Regions from separate parts of the Homo sapiens genome. Here region 1 is linked to region 2. A link is an interaction called in ENCODE POLR2A ChIA-PET data of the cell type or tissue named here. Cell type or tissue: MCF 10A. All regions are shown on one strand. Each heading gives the region's core, and the rest is flanking DNA. Links, peaks and the distances in the headings are about the cores only.

Region 1 (14,719 bases), core at 6,720-14,719, 1.1 Mb before region 2:
AGTGAGTGCTTCTCAAAGTTGGTAACTTGTAGCACTGAGAGTACATGATGCAAAGTCATAGAATAAATATGGCATGTCTTCTTAGAGCATGAATTTTTAAGATTAAGCATGAGAAGTTTAGAATAGTGGAGTATTTGGAGGTTCTGCTTTCTTATTCCTGGGGATAGGGGATATATGTTCCCTCTCAGCCTTTTTATTAGGATATTTTGTCAAGAGGGGCAGTTTCAATGGAAAAGTTTGAGAAGCCCTGATTTTAGAAAGTATGGGACTAAACATTATATTATGTCATCTATCACAATATCTGGAATATTATTTTTGGGACCATATCTGCCTCCATATTTAATGCTCTTTAAATATTTATAATGAGTTATGAATTGACTGTTTCTTAAATTCGGCAGTGTGGCTTTTCTGAAGTTGCTGATGTATAAAAACTATTAAATAAGCCTAATGCCTGTTCAATTTATATAGCAGTGATGGGGAAAAATTAGGATCCCTAACTGGAAATGTGTATGATTTTCAGTTTCTTTACTAATTATCTGTGATAGATGAGAATATCTTTGTCATTATACACACACACACACACACACATATATTTGTTCATCATTCATGTAAAAACAGTGTTTCCCTTAATTATTGCTGGAATTTAAAAAAATCTTGTATAGTCTATATGTATTCTTTGTTTATAGCTTCATTTTGTATGTGAAGATATAACCTGAGGTGACTGATCAGATATAACTAGAAATTATAATTGCTTTGTTATTACACAAAAATGACTTGAAGATTAATGATTTAGTTCCTTGAAGAAAGTTATGTAAATTATGCAGATATACTGAATATCTACCGCTTGCAGAACACTTATTAAGCCCTGTGCTAGGGTGTCTATGTTAAAAGAACAGAATTTGTCAAAATATGACAATATTGTATATTCAGCAAATATTTTGCCTTTAGAGACTTAGCAGTCTGTACCTTAGTTTGGTTAGTCCTTAAGGTGGAAAAATGCTCAGTTTTATATTGCTGCCAGAGTTAAAACAAATAGCATTTTAATGAGAACACTAGTCTACCTTCTCTAAATTTTATGATAAGATGTCAAAAAATAAGTATAGACACTAAATCTAGACTTTTTCAAAGAAGAATCCAATAAGTGTGAAATGGTGGAATTGACGAATATCTAATAGAACAATTGGGTTTGGATCTTCTAGATTGTGAAGGATGGATAGAGTCCAGGTAGGTGAGCAGGAGGAAGGCAGCATTCCGAGAAAAATTACAAAAGAGGCCGGGTGAAGTGGTTCACACCTGTAATCTCAACAGTTTGAGAGGCCAAGGTGGTCAGATTGCTTGAGCTCAGGAGTTCGAGATCAGCTTAGGCAACATGGCAAAAACCTGTCTCTACAAAAAAGACAAAAATTAGCCAGGCATGGTGGCATGTGCCTGTACTCCCAGCTACTCAAGAGACTGAGGCGGGAGGATTGCTCAAGCTTGGGATATCAAGGCTGGAGTGAGCTGTGATTGCACCACAGCACTCCAGCCAGCGCAAAAGAGTGAGATTCTGTCTCAAAAAGAAATAGCAAAAGAAAAATTTACTTTGAAAAATAAATATGAATTATTCAGGAGCAGGGAAAAGATCTGTTGTGTTGAGTCTGAAGATCAAGGCAAAGATGAAAAGGAAGGAGGAAGCAAGATTCAAGAAAGCCTGGAATGCTACAGAGTTCTTTGGTATTAATTAACAGCCTTTCCAGGTGCCAGGCATTGTGTAAGATGTTCACAAATATCACATTAAAAATGGAGAAAGATATTGTATTAGTTCATTTTCACACTGTTAATACAGATATACCCGAGACTGAGTATTAAGAAAAAGAGGTTTAATGCACTCACGGTTCACATGACTGGGGAGGCCTCATAGTCATGGCAGAAGGCGAAGGAGAAGCAAAGTCATCTCTTACATGTCAGCAGGCAAGAGATCATGTGCAGGGGAACTGCCCTTTATAAAACCATCAGATCTTGGGAGACTTACTCACTATCATGAGAACAGTGCAGGAAAAACCTGCCCCTATGATTCAGTTACCTCCTGATGGTCCCTCCCATGACACATGGGGATTATGGGAGCTGCAATTCAAGATGAGATTTGGGTGGGGAGACAGCCAAACCATATCAGATATAAACCTCTTTTAAAGGCTGTAACTCTTTAAGGATACACAGTGCCTTTGTGGCTAGGTCATGAATCCAGGTGACTTAAAAACCCATGTACCTCCATCTCCCACTCCGTCCAAAAAAGAACCTGTGCTTTTTTTTAACTATTGCTCCAAGCTGCCATGGTGAGCTATTACAGGGCTTTATATATATATTTGCTTACCCGTGAAAATATCTTTTATGTTACATATACACATGTATATTTCTTCATCATTCATATAAAAACATTGTTTCTCTTAATTATTGAATTCTGGAATTAAAAAAATCTTGAATATTCTATATCCTGTTATGTTTTATCATTTTATTTTAAGCAAGGAAGAAGTATGATAAAAACAAGTATTTGGGGAAGGTTATTTGGCAGCAGGGTATTAAAAAGATGAGAGTAAATAATTGAAATAACCAGTTTTTAGGGAAAATATTTAAGAATAGGCAGACATAGAAATGATCATATAAAGAAGTAAGCTTTTATTAGAGAAATGAGGAAATCAAAACTGTGTGTGGATTTCTTTAGGGCTTTTCTAATAGATCTTCACTCAAAGTGCTCTCTGTACATAATCATTCTGCAAGAAGTTTTAAGTTATTTCTCAATCCAGTGAAATTATTTAAGAAGTCAAATAATCTTACTTCATTCTAAAGCCTTTTAAAACTCGGGTTCCAGGAAAGAATTAAGTCCTAATGTCCTAAGAAGTTCATTGTATGCATTGACTTAACTGCTGCATATAGAATAGTGCTACTTTTGTACCACCCTTGGAAGAATTCAATCAATGGTTACTCTGCTTTAGATGAGGAACCACAGTTAAGAAATCACTAATATCATTTGTTGTTTTTTTAAAACCACACAATCCTGAGAATATTGGCAACTGGTTAAATGTTCTATTACCATACTGTTCCAATAATATAACAAAAACTTTTTTCTAAGTTGTGTTTGGGTATGAAATACCTAGTACATTGCCTGTTCTTTATGCTTGAACAAGCCAAAATACCCAGGCTTCTGTACAGTTCCCAATGGAGTCAGGATGTAAAAACCTTTCTGGATTGGGTAGGCAGTAGGTCGTTAGGATGAGGTGCATAGGTTGCTTACTGCCTCAATTTAGAGGTATCGTGGCTTGGTTATAGCAGTCTGTTAATTTGCTGGACTTTTGACTAGTAAACTATCATTGTACCTTTTTTTCTGCATGCTGTGGCTGGATATGGCTACTTAAAAGATGGTTTATTTCAGTCTACTTTCAAAAAATAGCTATTGGTTTCCATTTACTGAAATAGGCATTCCAGAATCCTTGTGGTCTGATCCCAAACTCCTTGCACTCTTATCTTTCAATTTCTGCTTTACAAATTTATTGCAGCCAAATGCTTGATTGGTATCCCGAAAATAGTTCTTGGATTTTCACATCTCCAGTGTGTTTGCTTACACTGAAGTGCCATATCTTTCATTCTCACTTGATAAAACCCACTTGTTCTGGGACACCACACCTGCCTCAAAGTTTCCTTGATAATTGTATTCAGAAAATAATTATTCCTTTATGTCCATGGTAAGGACCCAAAAAATGACTATTTACCTCCTTTTACTTCTAGTACCATCCAAATCATGAATACCTCACTATAACATACTAAATTCTAATAGAGCTATTTATAAGCAACATATCTTTTCATAAATTATAAGCTTTTGGAAACAGGGACAATGTCTGATTCTTCTTATCAGTGAAATAGAATTGATATCACCATTAATTTCACAGGATTACTGTGAGGATTTGGTGCCTGGAGCTTAGAGGCAACTCATAGCTGAGGTAACTCTTGGTTCTCTCCTTCTTTCTACCTTATATCCCGCAGAACACCAACAGTGTTGTGTACTTACTTAAGAACAATTTAATGTATGCTTCATAAATAAAGTTTTGCCTTGTATCCCCTTAATGTGTATGATGAGCAAATAGGGCTTAGAATTTAATAGGAGTTAATTATATACCAGTTACTTTTTTTTTTGTCACCTTCTTTTATGTTCTTAGGTTCTTACTGTCATTTGTTGGTCTAAGTGTCTGTTCATCATGTTCCAGATTGTCATTTATTCCTAACTATGTTTGCTTTTTAATCAACTTTTTATTATGAAATTTACATACGTAAAAATTACAAGAATAGTACAATCAACATCATGTATATTCTCCCCCTAGGTTGTCCAGTTAATAGCTTGCTATATATATTCACTTCATCTACTCTACCATTTTTTCTATACACACACAGACACACACACGCATACACAAATACACATACTAGCATGTGTATACATGCACACATTTTTCTTTTTTGTTGTTGAACCATTTAAAAATAAGTTGCAGACAACATGGCACACACACCACAATAATTTGGCATGGATCTTTTAAAAATAACATTCTTCTACATAATCAAAATATTATATACAAAATATTAGTAATTCCATAATAATCTAATATCCCGTCCATATTCAATTTTACCAAGTTGTCAGAAGAAAACTGTTTATCTTTTTTTCCCCCAAACCAGAATTCAGTCAAGATCTATGCAGTACATTTGGTTATAACTCCAGTTTCTTTTAATTACTCTGCCTATTTCTAAAAACCCCTTGTCATTTATACTTAGAAGAGCCTCGGCAAGGAATGGTGGCTCACGCCTGTAATCCCAAGACTTTGGGAGGCTGAGGTGGGAGGATGGCTGTAGCCCAGGAGTTCAAGACCAGCCTGGGCAACATAATAAGACCTCGTTTCTACAAAAAAATACAGAAAGATTTAGCCAGGTGTGATGGTGTGTGCCTATGATCTCAGCTACACAAGAGGCTGAGGCAGGAGGATCACTTGCATCCAGAAGCTTGAGATTGCAGTGAGCGACAATCATGCCACTGCACTCCAGCCTGGGCGTCAGAGTAAGACCCTGTCTCAAAAAAAAAAAAAAGAGTCTAGATTTTAAAAATATAGCCTTTAAAGTATCCTGCATTCTGCATTTGCCTGGTTGTTTCCCTGAAGTATCATTGAACCTTTTCTCATATTCTGTGTTTTTGCCATAGATGGACATTGAGTCTAAAGGCTTTATCAGACTCAAGTTAAACATTTTTTTCTAGGTGAGGCTGGGGACCATTATATGCTCCCAATTGATGCAATATGATATCTGGTCTTACCACCAGGTAATGCTGAGTTTAAACCCTTGCTTTAGATGGCAGTTGCCAGCTTTCTTCTTCATGATAAAATGGTTTTCCCTTTGCAGTTCATAAATAATCTGTGGGGTGTTGGAATTGGGTGACTATTCTGTTATCCAATGAGCTTTAACTTAATGGCTTTATCATCCATTTATGATTCTTCCCTAAATCAATTACATTTATAATGGGGTTTGTAAAACTGTGATTATCTAATTCTAGTATTCCTTCTACACTTATTGGCTGATACTCTTCTATAAAGAAGGACAATCCTCTCTTTAGTCTCTCCATTCCTGGATTTTTATTCAATGTTTTATTATCATTTATAGTCACTAAGAATCTCTTGCTTCCTGACACAAAAAGACGATCCATTCTTGCTTTATATTTTCCCTGCCCCATGCCTAGAGTCAGCCATTTCTCTGACACCTGGCTCCCTTTACTGGTGAATCATATTTTGAATGCCAAACCTGGGCACTAGGTATGCTCACGGTTCCTGGGGTATCACTGCTTCTAGGCTTTTTCAGTGGACATAGTGATGAAAGAGATGAAAAAATCATGAGTTTATATCAATATTTATAGGTTTTTGATTACAGTACCAATATTATTACTGACAATAAACCTACTTAGGCAAGTTCAAGATTTCCTTACAATTCTTTTTTAACATACAGAAATTATGAAAATTTTCCAACATACAGAAAAGTTGAAAGAATTATACAGTGAATACCCATATACCTACCACTAAGGTTCTACAGTTAATATTTGTTTTATCCCTCTGTCCAGTCCATTTTATTTCATTTTTATTTTTTAATTTTTTTAGAGACAGGGTCTCACTGTGTCTCCCAGGCTAGAGTGCAGTGACACAATGATAGCTTGCCGTAGCCTCAAACTTCTGGGTTCAAGTGATCTTCCTGCCTCAGCCTCCCAAGTACCTAGGACTACAGGTTCATGCCAACACACCCAGCTAACTTATTTATTTTTTGTCTCTCAGCTTGCTTATTTTTTTATTTTGTAGAAACAGGGTCTTGCTATCTTGCCCAGGCTGATCTTGAACTCCTGGCCTCAAGCAGTCCTCCCACCTCAGCCTCCCAAAACACTGGGATTACAGGCGTGAGCCACCATGTTCAGCCTAATCTATTTTATTTCTTTATGACACAATTTAAAATAAGTTCTTTGCAGTTCTTTGTGTGTGTATACGTATATATACACATATATGTACATCCCTGTGGATATAGGTGGAGAGTACTCAAAAATTACTTGAAATAATTGTATTACTTTGTTCTCACAATGCTATAAAGGACCACCTGAGATTGGGTAATTTAAGAAGAAAAGAGGTTTAATTGACTCACAGTTCTGCATGCTATACAGGAAGCATGGCTTGGAGGCCTGAGGAAACTTACAGTCATGGCAAAAGGGTGAAGGGAAAGCAAGCATTTCCTTCACATGGCGACGGAAGAGCGAGCGAACTAATGGGGAAATGCTACACACTTTTAAACAACCAGATCTCTTGAGAACTCACTATCATGAGAATAGCAAGGGGGAAATCCGCCCCCATGATTCAATCACCTCCCACCAGGTCTCTCCCCCAGCACTGGGGATTACAATTCAACATGAGATTTGGGTGGGACACAGAGCCAAACCATATCAATGAACTTTTTCTTATGGTCTTGTTATTAAATCATAAACAGACTTATTTGTTTCTGTTTGCTTTTTTTCTCTTTGAATTAATTACTTTTTTGGATAGATAGTGTTTCTGTGTCCTCCTTCCCAGTTTCCAATTAGTAGCTCTTGTCACGGTTCCCACCCCAAGAATCAGCCACTATTCTGACTTTTTTTTCCACTGTAGGTTAATTTTGCCTGTTCTGGAACTTAGTATAAATAGAACTATACAGTGGAGGTTTCTTTCTTTCAGCATAATGCTTTTGAGATTCATCATGTATCAATTATTTTTTTTCCACTGTATCACTTTTTCCAGTGTTGATTCTTTTCAAATTTCTGTATAGTTTTGGTCACATGCCAGTCACTTCAGGTAGATGTTTTTAAAATAGTTTTTCTATATTTTTTATTGTTTTCTGTGGGAAGATTTCTCCAGCATGAGCTACTCTGCCATTACCAAAAGAGGAATTTTAATTGATTAAAATTGCATTTTAATCAAATAAATTTTTATTTTTTCTACTTTATGGAACATGTTGAGGTTTTCTTTATGACTTAATATGGTCTGTTTTCATGACTGTCACATTGGCTTTTGAAGTTACATTTCTTTTTATAAGGGTGTAAAGTTAGCCAAAGGAGTTCGAAAGATCTGTGTTAATGACTGTGTTAGGTTTTCTGTAACCTTCCTTATTTTTTGACCCATTGAACTGTCTTGTACTGAAACAGATAGGTTAAGATTTTTTATTATTAAAGCTTGTCTTCATCCTTGTATCTTCTGTACATTGTGCTTTAGGAAGATGCTCTGTAACATTTGGTACATTCGGTACTTGCGATATATTCATTGTTAGCTGCAGCCTTTTGCATTATAAAGTGTCCTTCTGTTGTTGTCTCAGGTAATGTTTTTGAACCTGAATTTTGCCTGGTAACAAAATCACATCCTCTGTTTTCTTATTTGTATTTGTTTCATACATCTTTGTCCATCTCCTTATTTTTAGCCTTTCTGACTCACCTTTGAAGACTTGTTTCTTGTGTTCATCCTAGAGTTGGGTTTTATATTACAAGCCAATCTGGAAATCCTTTTAATGGGAAAATTAAGACATTTTATATTTACTGATATAACTGATATATCTGGTTTCAGCCACTGTAATATTCTTTTATATTATGTTAACTGTGTGTATTATAATTAGTCTTTTACTATGTGGTCTGTTTTCTTAAATTTTGGAAGCATTTTATAAGTCATAGTAGTTACTATAATTTTATATAAAAAAACTTTATATACCGATAACTATATAATGCCCTTAGTTCTTATAAGTTTTTTTATGTATTTCCCTTAGCTCCACGAGCCAACTAAACCTCTTCTTAATTTACCTAGCCTTAGGTATTCCTTTATAGCAATGCAAGAATGGCCTAACTCAGGCTTCTGCTATTTTGATTTTTTGCTTTTAGTAATATCATTTTTTTCCAGCTACTATCTATGTCAAGATCAATGAGCTTATTGTATTTCCCCTACTCCACTTTTTTTTTCAAGTTGTGTTATTTCTACTTTGGTGGAATGGATAATATTTACATAATAATCTTATAGTCATATCTTCACCTTTGTTTTAGTCTTTGATATGCAATTAAATAGGTATAATTTTCACTTCTTGTTCTTCCGTTGTACTTTCCAAAATCATCCTTTTGGAAGAAGTTCATCAGCTAGAAGATTCTTCCACATGAGTACGGTTTCCTTCACTTTCTTGCATGTTTAAGGTGTTTTTCTTTAGTGTTTCTACTTTTAGGGTGACTTTGCTAGTTATAAATTCCTTAGCCAACACATTCTTTCCTTGAGTTTTGTGAAGACTTTGCTCCATTGTATTGTTATTAAGAAATCTAATCTTTCATTTTCTTTCCTTTGTAAATGAGTTTGACTTTTTGCCTGGAGACTGAAAGTACTTTTCTTTATCTTAAAGTCTGATTATTTTACTGGAATGTGTGTAAGGCTGACCATTTGGCACATTTTGGGGCTCTTTTGATATGTAGATTGTTCTTTTTTATTTTCAGAACATCTTTCTGAATTATATAAAAATATTATTTCTATCTCATTGTTTTGTTTTTCCTGTTTAAGAATTCTGATTACATATACGTTGGCTCTTCTTTGCCTGTCCTCTGTGTCTATCACTTTCTGATCTTTTTTAATACTTTATTTCATTTTTGTTCTTTTGGTTCTTTTCATTCCCATTTACTATGTCTCTTTGTGTACTTTTGCTTCTATATATTTATCATTGGACACCTTATATTTTAATGTTCATTTCAGAAATGATTTTATTTTTCCAGTTTCTCTCCTTGTTCTTTCCTCTCATTCTCTCCTCTCTTTGCATATCTGCCTATTGTTTATTCTTTACTAGTCTCAAATTTTGGATTTTAGATTCCTGGTTTCTTTCATATTTGCAATAATTTGTATAAATGCACTTAATTCATTTTGGAGTATTGTGTTATGGTTTTTGTTACTTTATATTTTTTGGAGGTGGAGTTGGTAGAGGATTTTAATCAAATGAAGAGTTTTGATTATCTACTTTTATTTATAGTAGTTTTCTATGGGTAATTGGAGTCCATTTTTGTCCCTAATGAAATATGTAGGATTTTTCTGAGCCAAGTGATTAGAAGTCAGGTGGGAGGTTACTAGAAGGGATCACAGGACACCTTACCCTTGAGGGGGTATGTTCCATCATCCTTCCTGGATTCCTGAAACCACAGATAATACTAAGCCCTATGCACACTATGTTTTTTCCTATACATACACCCCTATGATAAAGTTTAATTTGTAAATTAGGCACAGTAAGAGATGAACAACAATAACTAATAATAAAATAGAACAATTATAACAATATACTGTAATAAAAGCTATGCAAATGTGTTCCCTCTTTCAAAATATTTACCCTTTTTGTGATGATGTGAGGTGATAAATTGCTTTTGTGATGAGTTTAAATGAGATGAATGTCATAGGCATTGTGGTATAGCATTAGGCTACTGTGGACCTTGAGCACAAGCACTGTGATACCTTGAGAGTTACTCTGATAATCTAGATGGCAGCTAAGTGACTAATGAGCAGGTGATGTGTACAGCATGGATACACTGGACAAAGGGATGATTCACATCCCACAGGGCAGTGTGAGGTTTCATTACACTACTCAGAATGGTGTGCAGTTTAAAACTTATGAATTGTTAGGCCAGGCACAGTGGCTCATGACTATAATCCCAGCCCTTTGGGAGGCCGAGGTGGGTGGATCACTTGAATCCAGGAGTTCGAGACCAGCTTGGGCAACATCGTATAACACTGTCTCTACCAAATAACATAAACATTAGCTGGGCATGGTGGCATGTGCCTGTAGTCCCAGCTACTCAGGAAGCTGAGGTGGCAGGATTGCTTCAACCCAGGAGGCGGAGGTTGCAGTGAGCCGAGATCATGCCACTGCACTTCAGCCTGGGCAACAGAGTGAGACCCTTCCTCAAAAATAAATAAAAATAATAAAACTTATGAATTATTTATTTCTGGAATTTTTCATTTAATATTTTCAGACTGCAGTTTACTCTGGACAACTGAAACCATGGAAAGCAAAACCATGGCTAAGAAGAGAATACTGTATTTGGTTTCTTAGTTCAAGAATGTTTTTTATTATTGGAACTGTGAAGAGTAGTTTCCTTAATAAATGATGTCTTTTGGGATGCTGGTTGGTTAATTTTCTGTTCTTTGATACTAATGTTTGAAACTAGTGTTTCTTGGAATATTAAACTTCGTCTACTTTCTTCCTTCTTTTTCTTCGTAGCCAAGGCTCCAAAGGACACCTCACTCATTCTTGTGTATCTTACAGGACTTAACTTTTGAATCAAAGTACTTTTGGAGCCCTTTCTTTTACCTCTCCTGGAACCAGTGCTCTGGTATCCACTAGGTCTTAGACCCATTCACACTTCTTCTAGGGGAAATCCCAAGTTGATATTGCTTGTGTTTTGCAATGCCCACCTCATTCTTATATGCAAGGCTTCTACAAGCTGGTTTTGACGGTTTCAGATGTTAGTTTCCCCATTTACGGTAAATTAAAATTTGTAGAAGTCTCTGTTTTCTAGCTATGCTGTTGGTGTGGACTGTAGGTCATTTTATTTGCTTTCCTTGTTGATCTGAAGGCTTTTGTAGAATGTGTGAAAATAATCTGATTTAGATGGCTACTACTGTTTTACAGGAACTGGTAAGTCATTCCCTGATCACTTTAACAAATGGTTTAGTGCCTCTTCTATGTGAGCCCCAACCTAAATACTGAGGCCAAAAATATAAATACTCAGAAAGTAATCCTTGTATTTGTGTAACATTTTGAAGAATGACATAGGATACATTTAAAATATTAATTCATTTAGTATCTCTGTGAGATAGTGAATCTTTTTGCCACTTTACAGATAAAGATGCTGAGGTTAAAAGATTAATAGCAACCCACTTATGTAATTAGTTAATAATGAGTAAAATCCAATTCTAAGACTTTAGAATCCCTATCTACTGCCTGTTCCATCAAAATGAACGTATCCTTACTTCATTTCATTTAACAGTCCCTAAACATTCATTGAGTTCTTTAGAATGTACTGAGCTGAATACCAAGCACTGGTGATAGAGCACTGAACAAAGTAGACGCCCCACCCCCACCCCCACGCACAAAAAAAGTACACACGGAGCTTATATTTCAGCAATATCCTCCATCTGTGCCCTTCCCACTGCCCCCACCACCCCCCAACCCCGCAACCCCTGCTCAACCCAGTTCATTCTTCTTGACCTACTTCTGAAATGCTTTATTTGGCTTTGTAAAAACAATACTAATCAGTGTCATTTATAGCACTGAATTATGTGTGTCATTCAACATAATTGTGATTTTTAATATTGCCAAAATAATTTTGTGAGCTTTGTATGATTATTATCCTACTCTCTCATCCTCCAGTGTTTTTGTTCATTGCTCAGGTACTGTATCTCAAAAAAGAAAACGTATAGGTTGGAAGTGAAAATTGTGTACTCTTAGTTCTATAATAAAACTTGTATTTAAAGACATTACCGATTTTATTTTTAAGATATTTATGAAGCTATAAATTTTATAGCATAGTTTTAGGATGGGTTAAAATTTCATGCTAAACGTTTGAGTGTTTTAATTTTTACTTATTTGTATCAGAGGTAAAGGATTTTATAACCTGCTTTCAAATAATAGACTCCCATTTAGAATTATTTTAGTACTTCGTTAAGAAAATGTAAAATGCTTTCATCATTGGGCTATTTCTCATTATAACTTGTTAATTTTGGCAAAGAAATGCTGTTTTAAATTCCCGCTTGGAACAATATAAGGTAGGATAATCTGTATTTACTCAGTCAATTTTAATACAAATTTTTGAGCAACAATGTGGCAGATTGGCACCCTCTTTTGGTCATTTTATTTACCTACAGGCAGAAATATAAGTAATAAAAATTAAGTTTGTCTTTTATATGTTTATCTCTGTCTTTTAAATTAGCATTTACAAATCTCAGCCAAAATAATTCTCTAGACTGGGTTCATATGGATAAGGTCCACTATTATCTAGCTGTGCTTTGTTTTGGTAATTTTGTGGTTATTTGCTATTTCCTCAGGCTGGCTCTCTAATTCTAGCATTCAGAATTAGAATTAATATTGCAGATTTTTGAACAAGTATTTATATTAAGCAAACTGTTAGCTACAGTAGCACATTATTAGACAGATAGTGTTTAACAATTTCATTGTCAATTTGGATTAATTAGAAAAACATCACATTTTAGTACCCTAAATAGCAGTTTTGTTATTTGAATTGAAAGTAATTCAAGCTTCAGAAAATTGAGGCTGAATTACTTCAGTTTTTCTCCTCTCATTTTTTAAAAGACAGACTTAATTCTCTAAGATTATATGGTTAATTGAATTTATATTATAGTTTGACAATATTTGTGTATACTAAGTTTGCTTACCAGTCCTGGAAATGCCTATGCAAATAATTTATAATTGCAGGGGAGAAAGCTATACTCTGCCAGGTAGTTGAGTAGTTTGGAAGGGGGAAATTTTTCTTGGTAAATATTCAGCAAGTTTGCTTTTGGTAGTTCTAGTATTTCAGAATTTCATTCGCCTGCCAAAGCCTCAAATTTAATCCAATTTAATAATACCTAATGGATCTCAACTTTAGAATAATCTGTGACCTATTCCATAATACTTAAGTTATTCACTATATTTGAGCTTCCTTGTACTTTTTCACTGAAATAAGTATTTTAAGAATTTATATTATGCATTGCTCATATAGGCATTTTCAGAAATATTACTTTCAAATGCCAACCAATTATGTTTGTATTGTATTTCTTGCACAAGTTTGAAGAAATTGAGATTTGTGTTTGATTTCTAGTGGGCCTTTCAATATATTATTTCACCAAAATAGATAATAAACTGTTCAATTGAACTGTTGAATTGAACTTTTTATTCTGTGAGGAAGTAATAAGCAAGATAATCTTCTCTGACATTACAAACTAATATAAAATGTTGAACTTCACTCTTTTTAAAATTTATGATTCAATGAAACTTTATTTTGAAATAAACAATGAGTATTTGTATGTTTCACTGAGTGAATTCCCTAGTTTTAATACCAGATATGGCCATAAAGTAATTAGGTAGAATTCTGAGAATATATGGCTTTAAATATACTGCATTATTTTAGTCATACCTAATGTATAATTCTATAAATACTATGTAAATATCTCATATAAACGTATGAACTTTACATCAGTAAATTATTTTAGCTCATTCAAAATATATGTCACCTATATATTTATGAGTTTCATCCAGTAAAGGGGCAAAAAAGCAGGATGATATATTTGTTTTCAAATTTGGATGCATTATAATGAATATATTGGCAGTCTTTTTAACAGACCTACTGAAAGCAGTGTGTTGCTGTCATCCTCTTCCAAAAATTACTTAGATAAAGTCCCATTTCAAACTCCCATCAGTCTTTCTCCAGAAGCCTTCTTAGAATCAAACAATATCCAAATGGAAAATTTCCATCTTATCACTTATTTGAAGTAACAAATTAAATTAGCTGGTAGTTAATTAGCTGACCAAATTAAATAGGAATGAAAAATACAAAGAATACTCTTAGAAATATTGCCCTGTAAATGGAATGCTAATCTCTAAATGCAGTTTATTAGGAAAATAGGATATTAGGGAAATAGTCAAAGATTGGATTGTTTCTATCTTTTTAAAGTTTTCATGGTAATAAAATATTCCAACTTCAGATTTGGAAGTGTCTTATATCCCCAGAATTTCCTTTGAATCGTAATATTTAGGATATTAGGGAAATAGTCAAAGATTGGATTGTTTCTATCTTCTTAAAGTTTTCATGGTAATAAAATATTCCAACTTCAGATTTGGAAGTGTCTTATATCCCCAGAATTTCCTTTGAATCGTAATATTTTTCTCTCTAAATTTTATTCTGTCTACAGAGCTACTCTGTTTCTCATCTTAGTTTGTTAATTTATTATTTTAACATACACTTAGTTCTTTGGAATCTTGGGGAAATTAAATATGATATTAAATATGATTATACAGCAGAGGGTACTTTTTTGGATATTTATCAGATTCTATAAGGATAAGATACTCCTGGACAGTAAATTGCATGATTGGGAAGTTCATTAACTTTTCCAGGCCACTGTATCTGATAAGTTAGAAATGTAATATATGA
Region 2 (8,000 bases), core at 1-8,000:
ACTGGGATAAATTTCTTAGACATTTCTGACTGTAGGGAAGTTAGCGCATAGTAAATTCCATCCTGTGGAGGGGAGAAGGGTTCAGTTTTCTCCAAAGGGCAACTTCCTTTTCCCTTCTTTAGTTTTCTTTATATAAGCAAGATGGGAATGGGTGCTGCCAGAATGGCGAGGACCACCCCCCAAAAAACATACACATATATACACATACACACATACACAGCCAAGAATTATCCTGACCTCAAATATCAACAGTGCTGAAGTTGAGACACCCTGCTTAGGCCCCAGCCCTCTCCATTTCTGTGGCCTGCCAGCCACCATGTAAGCCCTGCTTTAACCAGTTACATGGTTCATACTGTGGATCCTTTACCAGTTGTTTGAGGGTAAGTATCATAAAATCACTGTCCTTTGATAACCATGTTTCTATGTGAACCACAACCGACCCAACCCATAACCCATACATGTAATCCTCTAGTGGACTTCCTCTCTGAAGCCATGACTTTTCTATCTCCTCTGCATCTTTATATCTTGAAAGTTGGTCTAAGACTAAGTTAAACCAGAATTCATTGATGAATAGAGTAGACATCAATTGCCATGATTGCAAGTTTCTGAAACGTTTTTCCTGGAGTTGTTCCCTATACACAAAGGTGGACTCCCACTGGCTATACACATCCTTTGGACATAGCTGGAAGACACCTGAACCAGTTTTGGCCTCTCAGATTTTGAACCTTGATAGAGGAACACAGGGAGTGGACGTCTTGAGGGGCTTGCTAGGTCATTCCATGTTCTGGCCTTCCCAGAGGCCTGGATCTTCCGCTTTTTCTCCAGTTGTGTAAGAATCCCTAATCATTTCAATACTCTCATTTTTTGTTTAACTAGTAAAAATCTGTTTCTCTTGATTGCCACTAAAACAACAGTTAATAATCCAAAACAAACACTATACCACACCTCCATCTACTTATAGAAAATATTTGCGGTACTTCATAAGAAAAGCATTGGCAAAATAGACCAAAAGCTATTCGCAGAAAGCAAAAGATTAAAACCAATAAATTTGAGGATAAGCAAATATTTTCTTCTGTTTGTTTTCTCCTTCTCCACTTACACCACCCCCAAGAAACATACACATGATTTTCCAACTTTTCTTTTCCTTCTTCATTCAAATAACTGACAATACTATGTTCTAGATTAGGAATGGTCAACACTTAGTGCACTATACTAATCTGTAGAATATTTGGTAATTTCTACCCCTCATCACCCACTCCCAGGATATTCTGATTAAGTAGTCCCAGTGAGGGGCCATCCACAATTTTCTTTTTTTTGAGACGGAGTCTCACTCTGTCGCCCAGGCTGGAGTGCAGTGGTGCGATCTCGGCTCACTGCAAGCTCCGCCTCCTGAGTTCACGCCATTCTCCTGCCTCATCCTCCCGAGTAGCTGGGATCACAGGAGCCCGCCACCACCCATGGCTAATTGTTTGTATTTTTTAGTAAAGACCGGGTTTCGCTGTGTTAGCCGGGATGGTCTCAATCTCCTGACTTCGTGATCCGCCCACCTCGGCCTCCCAAAGTGCCGGGATTACAGGCGTGAGCCACCACGCCCGGCCCACAATTTTCAAGAGCTGAACAAATGATTTTAACATGCAGCCATGACGGAGAGTCAATTTAGGCTTTTTTTATTATTATTATTCAGAGTCATACATTCCAAGGATCCAACAAGATCTATGAACATACTCTCCAGAAAAATCCATATATCCCATTTATTCTACTTTCAATATCAGGGGTAAACAAACGCCCAAGCCCATTCATCACTGTTGGTTAGAACGCTGTTTCTAGACACTGTTGGGAATTGGAGGAAGCAGGGTAAGAAGTTAAAAATAACACATAGTCCCCATCTTTGAATAACTCACTTTAGCAAAAGGTCATAGAAATATAAACCAATAGTTTTTCTCAGGCCCACCCAATATCTTTCAGCTTACTTCTAACTCACCTATAGTATAGTCTTTGAGGTCTTTCTCTCACGCTAAGTATAAATAGCAGTTTACTTATCTTAGAACTGGCAAAAGTTGAAATGGGATCCATCATTTAAACTAAGTAATTGTGCGGAAATTAGTTTGAATCCTTTTTGCGCTTAGTAATTTTTGTAATTATGCGTATGTTTACTCATTTATCTAATATTTGGGTTCACATATATGAATTGTGTACTATTTTCCAAGAGCTAACTTTTATAAGTATGCTTGGGTATTGCATTGTGTAAACTCCCAGAAGTTGAGGAATGTGGATGAAATGCCTAATGCAGTATGTCTGATAAACACTTGCTAAGTTTGGCTGTGTCTTCTGATTCTCAGTTCAAGTTGCACCTCCAAGGAAAAGTACATTGGTAGCAAGCTATGGACATTCACTGGCCCTGAAATCTTGGATGTCTTTGATGTAATGAAAACGGCACAGGATGAAGAGTGAGAGTACCTTGATACTGGGCCCACCTCATGCAGCTTTTCCCAGCTGCACAAATCTGTATGAACTTAACTGCTTTTAACCTCCCTTCCCTACCCATAAGGGAATCCACAAAGATCATGCGCCTGTTGAGTAATCCTCACTCAATGAAACATAATAAATTTTAAAAGTATTTTATCAATCATAAATTACTTCACAAATAGTAGTATGGGAGACAGACTGGCATAACAGAATGAGGGTGGCCTTGGAGTTAGATAAACCTGGCTTCAAATCTGACACTTTTTGTATTTAATAGTAATGTGATCCTGGGAAAGTCACTTAACCTCTATGAGCCTTATCTTACTCTTCTATAAAAGGGGATTGTTTATATTACCTTACAAGTTTGTTATGAAGATTTTATGTTAAATGCTTAGCACAGAGTTTGGTCCATAGTAAACACTCAAAATATATTTGCTCTTAATATTAATAACTACTATTATTAATATTAATTCACTAGTAGTAGAGATGGGTTTATACTCATGTAGTCATATTCTCTTGTCCCACATTTCAGGGGACAAGTTGTGTAGCACACATTTGCAAAAATGAAAAGAATTAGGTGAGCCTTTGTTCTTGAAACGGGCCACAGGAAATTTAACCCTCTTCCTGGCCTCATGAGCACAGGGCTTAAATTATGTACTTGACTTAGGAGAGACTTCTGCTAGGCCTAAAATTGTCAATAGTCAACATAGAAGACAGTGATAAAAGAAAAACTTCAACTGAATTAAATTTAAAGAAGTTTAATTGAGCAATGAATGATTCATGAATTGGGCAGCTTCCAGAGTCACAGCAGATTCACAGGGACTCCAGCATAGCCACGTGGTGGAAGAAGGTTTATAGACAAAGTAAGGGAAATGAGGTACAGAAATTGGAAGTGAGGTACAGAACGGCTGGATTAGTTACAAGTTGGCATTTACATTATTTTTACACAGTCTGAACACTCAGCAGTACTGGGATTGGTCAAGATTCTGTTACAGGCACATAATCCTAAGTTAGGTTTTCATTGTTGTCTAGCTATTAAGCTGGGTTGCAGTTTGTCCACATGGACTCCAATGTAGAAGTACAGAGTCCCTCTCAGGCCATATTTAGATCACTTTAACAACAGAGAAGAGTAAAGAGGTTATTGGCCTAATAAAGTCTGCTTCCTTCAAACGAGCTCATTTGAAATCTAATTTAAAGTTGTGACATTATGGTGTTTTTACATATCACTTTAAAAATTCTTAGAACTTAAATGGTCATTAAAAACTCTAAAGAGTAATTGTATTTTTTTCAAATGGCTGCCTGTGGTTTCAGGAGCTGCTTTTCTTCTCCTCCAGAAGGGCTTACAGCCTACTATCAAAACATCTGGCAATTACCTTGGACACTGATGCCAATCTGTCAAGCAATGAAACTTCTAATATTCCATTAGGAAATAAAGATCACTGTGACATCGGACTGCTAGTATGTTAGAATCGTTTCTGACCCTGAATTTTTGTAACGGTCATGAATCCATGGTAGACATGTTGCATGACTGAAGCAGAGCTCTGATTAGTCTTCTTAAGCAATTTCCCTTTGTGTTGCTAACCCTTCTAGACTGCTGGGGCAAAAATATTTATTGATCTCTATGTACCCAGCCACTGTGATCATTACTGGGGTAAAATGATGAAAAGATATACATGGACTGTGGCTTCATGTTTTTAAGGTTTAGAGTTTTTTATTCAAATGCCGAGACCTGAAACCTGATGCTTAAGGTTAGCATGTAAGGGGCTTTGAACCTGAATTTATTCGAAGACAACAAAGTTTAGCTGAAAGCTCATTTAGTGCCTCCTCCACTGAAAGCCTTAAAACCATTACCTTCTAAGAAAGAAATGAGTTTATTACGAAAACATGGTGCTAAAGTTGACCTTAAAAGCAATGTCAATCTCTCAGAGCGACAGAGTAGAAAGATGCCCACTTTGATGAACACAGAAATACCTATTTTCCCTACCAACTCCTGGTGCTTATCACCACTGAGTTATTTACTTCAAGCCCAGCGTTTTTTACAGGGCCACTAGAGAATGGAGTGTAACCCACTTACACCTCACCATCCCAAATGGGAGATTAGTCTGCCTGTCATTTGGCAAAGTGGAATCCCAATAAAATTACCAATAAGACAAGCTATCATTTTTAATGCTGCTTGAGAAGGGCAGGTTTAAATACAGTTTCAGAAGATCTTGAGAGCAGAGGACATTGGCAACAGGCACGGATGACAAATTGCATCTTCTTCACAGGTGTGCTAGCACTCAATGCTAAAGATGGCACCCAGTTCAAGGTCAGCAAATGGAAGGCATCCTCGCCCACAACTCTTCAGTGGACATGGCTTCTCTATCAGAGAGCGCTTTTCAGCTAAGTCCAGATGCAGGCCTGAAGTCTTCTCTGCCCATCCCTCCAGAAGGCCACTGTGATAACCTGAATTGGGAAGGAAAGAGAAGCCCCGTTGCCTTCCAAGATCACCTTCTTCTTTTTTTTTCCTCCAGGCAGATTTTCAGGCTAATTTTCCCAGGGGGAAAAAAATTAGTATCTCTCCTGTTTGAAAGCATTCTGAGATGAAAATGAAATAGAAATTGAAGATTGTTTCCATTCTTAAGGGTTTTGGTCAATCGTTTTTAGAAATTTCTTCCTGGGATTTATATTATTTTCCTCCCACTTTACCTCTCCTGTGTCCATTTTGGAGAAAAGCACCTCGTTTATCTTTGGGAGACAGTAACGCAGAAACTGTAACTGAGCCGATTTCCCCTTGAGGATCAAAATATTTGTGTTAAATGAAATGAGAAATCTGCTAAGTGGCGGCATGCATCCCCCAGGGAAGGATATTTTGTAATTTTGAAAAATTCCTACTGAAATTCTTCTCTTGCCAAGAAAAGAGGAATGATTTCTGTTAAAATTACTTCATGTCTGAATTACTCTCTGCCCCTCGGGAACATATAACATTACAGCTTTTATGCTCAGTAATTTAGAAGGACGGGGGGACACCTTATTTGGAAAGCATGCAGACTTAACACGAAATGTTGGGTATTAAGTAGTTTCACCACAAAAGTCTCGTTTTGAAAATTTTGCACTTAAACAGTTCAAATTAAAGTTCGTTTTTAGAACTGGTTTTTATGATTGTCTGTATAAGTCCTTTTAACTTTCTACTCTTATCTCACCATTCCCTGAAGCTGCAGAGAAAATCCTTTGATTGGTGTTCAAGAGTTGTACCTTTTATAGAAAACAGGATAGATGGCATCACTTTAATAAGGCAGGTGCATGCTTTGAAGCCAGTCAAATAAGTTAATTTTATTAAAATATATGTATCTGCTTCTGTGTATGTTATAGTACAGGCTTTGGAAAGGCACGAGAGATAGAAAATAGGTTTAAACTCACAGGCCAACTCTGATCAAGTATTATGGATCCCACTGGCACTGTGTTGGGAAAGATTCTGAGGCCAAATTCAGGTTCAGGGGGAAAAAAAGTGAAAGATGAGTATTCTTCTTTGATTACAGGTGGCCAATTTTAAGCACAAGCACCAAACACAGATGTCATCACTGACACGTATTAAATATCAAGAGAAGTGCCTTCTGGCTTGTGTAATTGAAGTAGTTTTCTGTGTTTTCTAATTTTCTGCAGTAAATATGTATTGTTTCTGTGATGAGATTAAAGCTATTTTTTATTCTTTTTAAACTGGAAAAATTGTTTTGACCACTTTTCTTTCAGTTGTCCTAAAGCTTGAGGAAAGTCGTTAAATTATCTTATTTGCGCCTTGTCCAGGAAAAGTCATCTTTAGAGCCAATAGGAATTCTGGAAAGGGTATAAGATCTGTTTCTATGTGATAAAAGTCAGTGGTTCTTTGAATTATTGATTATTTGAGTTAACCTGAGGCATATTCATAGACTTTACCAAGGCAAAGTTTCCAATATTATTCCTATGTTAATGGGCTTGGACTAAAAAGAAGTAGATCTAGGATGACTGGAACAGCAAAGCTGTAGGAGTATAAATGCCCTAGAAGAAGCCAGTTACCAATCTCATCTCTAGGATGGTTTCATGCTCACAAGCCCTTGTGCACTCTTGAGCGCTTGCTCTCCGCACCCACCCTGGTCCTCTTCTCTCTCTCTCTGTCTCTCTCTCTGTCCCCCTCCCACACACACATGCACATCTGTCAAAGGGAGAGAATGGTAATACCTATTTCACAAGTTGCTGTGAAATCCAAAGGAGCCAATGTATTTGAAAAGCACTTTATACACTACAAAGCCCTACAGAAATGCTAGTGCTATCACTCTGAGTAGTGATTATAAACATCCTTGATTTTCATGTTAATTAAGACAAACAGTAGTAGTATTCAAAACACAGATAATCCGAATCTATTTCCTCATGTTTTGGTAACTGACTTCTAATTAGCATAGACTCTATGTGCCTCTACGCATCTGTCATCAGAGAATATGTGGTTCAACAGGTCACAGCACAGATGAAATGGAGCCCTGAAGAAGTTGTGATGACTCTGGGTCACATTTACAGTTATGTGTGGCAGGTGAACTGAAACGTGTGAGTTTTCACTCTCTGTGTAGTCCTACTTTCCAACATATGCTACTAATTTTTATTTGTCTTTATAATAATATTTCCCTGGATTACTGCATTTGAATGAATGGTCCAGATTTGGCTGAAAATGCCAATAAAATTATTTTCCATTCACTGAGCAATTACCACCCAAGAGAGGAGACTTCACCTAGATTGGTGATACATTATTAAAACTTAGCCTAAAACAAAACACTTGTCACAGATTATCCACATAGTCAACAAATTTCACTCAAATTAGTAAATAACCTAGTTTATATGGCTAAGAAAATAAAAGCAGCATGCGATACTTAAACCTTCACATTCTCCTTTCTCTAATATTTGATAGATAAAAAATAAGAATACTTAATTCACAGAAGACTTATGTCTAAAGTAATAAATTGAAAATAATGGCTATTATTTAGTGTACACGTATTTTGTTCCAGGTATGTTCAATGTATTGCAGATAATCCTTACAGCAACTCCATTTGATACTGTCATTCCATTTTAAAGGTATGGAAACTGGGGCTCAGAAACATTAAGTAATGTTTTTATTTACTAAATAGTAACTAATTAAGGACTGAGCCTCCAAAGCATATGCTCTTTTCATCCTGCAATACTAACATATTAGTATTGAAGAGTTAATTGTAATAATTTTTCTCCTACTAAGTTAGTTCAAATGGTAATAAACATGCTCAGAAGCTCACAAAATTTTAATTATTAGCGTTCTACCAATGGCACACAAAGGTTCCTGTTTCTCCACATGGCATGCTCACTAACACTCATCTTTTGTTTTTCTGACAATAGCCATCCTGACAAGTATGAGGTGATATCTCATTGTAGTTTTGATTTGCATTTCCCTGATGTTTAATGGTATTGAATATTCCTCCTCCTCTTCCAAAAATCGTTCTTAGATGTGGTAGAGTGGCAATCAATAAGTACGTTCACTAGCTGAATCCATGAATGTGCAAGGA

Evidence for each region. Peaks named below come from ENCODE experiments on the same cell type or tissue, not always from the same donor. Only the 100,000 strongest peaks of a DNase experiment are listed, where the experiment ranks them.
Region 1: POLR2A ChIA-PET joins it to region 2 with 5 read pairs; 1 of 35 experiments calls an interaction of 5 or more read pairs at or near these places.

Annotation. Positions count from the first base shown.
Region 1 is chr10:62,246,404-62,261,122 of GRCh38, reverse strand. All of the region lies in intron 2 of RTKN2 (rhotekin 2), which reads left to right. It overlaps LINC02621 (long intergenic non-protein coding RNA 2621), which reads right to left and starts at 1,957. Exons shown (of 4, transcript NR_186389.1): 1 at 1,873-1,957. In MCF 10A, for the core only: a CTCF peak has its summit at 12,426 (motif pointing left); a DNase peak (open chromatin) is centred at 10,122.
Region 2 is chr10:61,154,728-61,162,727 of GRCh38, reverse strand. No RefSeq gene overlaps it. Among named protein-coding and RNA genes, the nearest start is that of LINC00845, 140 kb to the right of the region's middle. In MCF 10A, for the core only: no CTCF peak of the experiment used is centred there; a DNase peak (open chromatin) is centred at 3,267.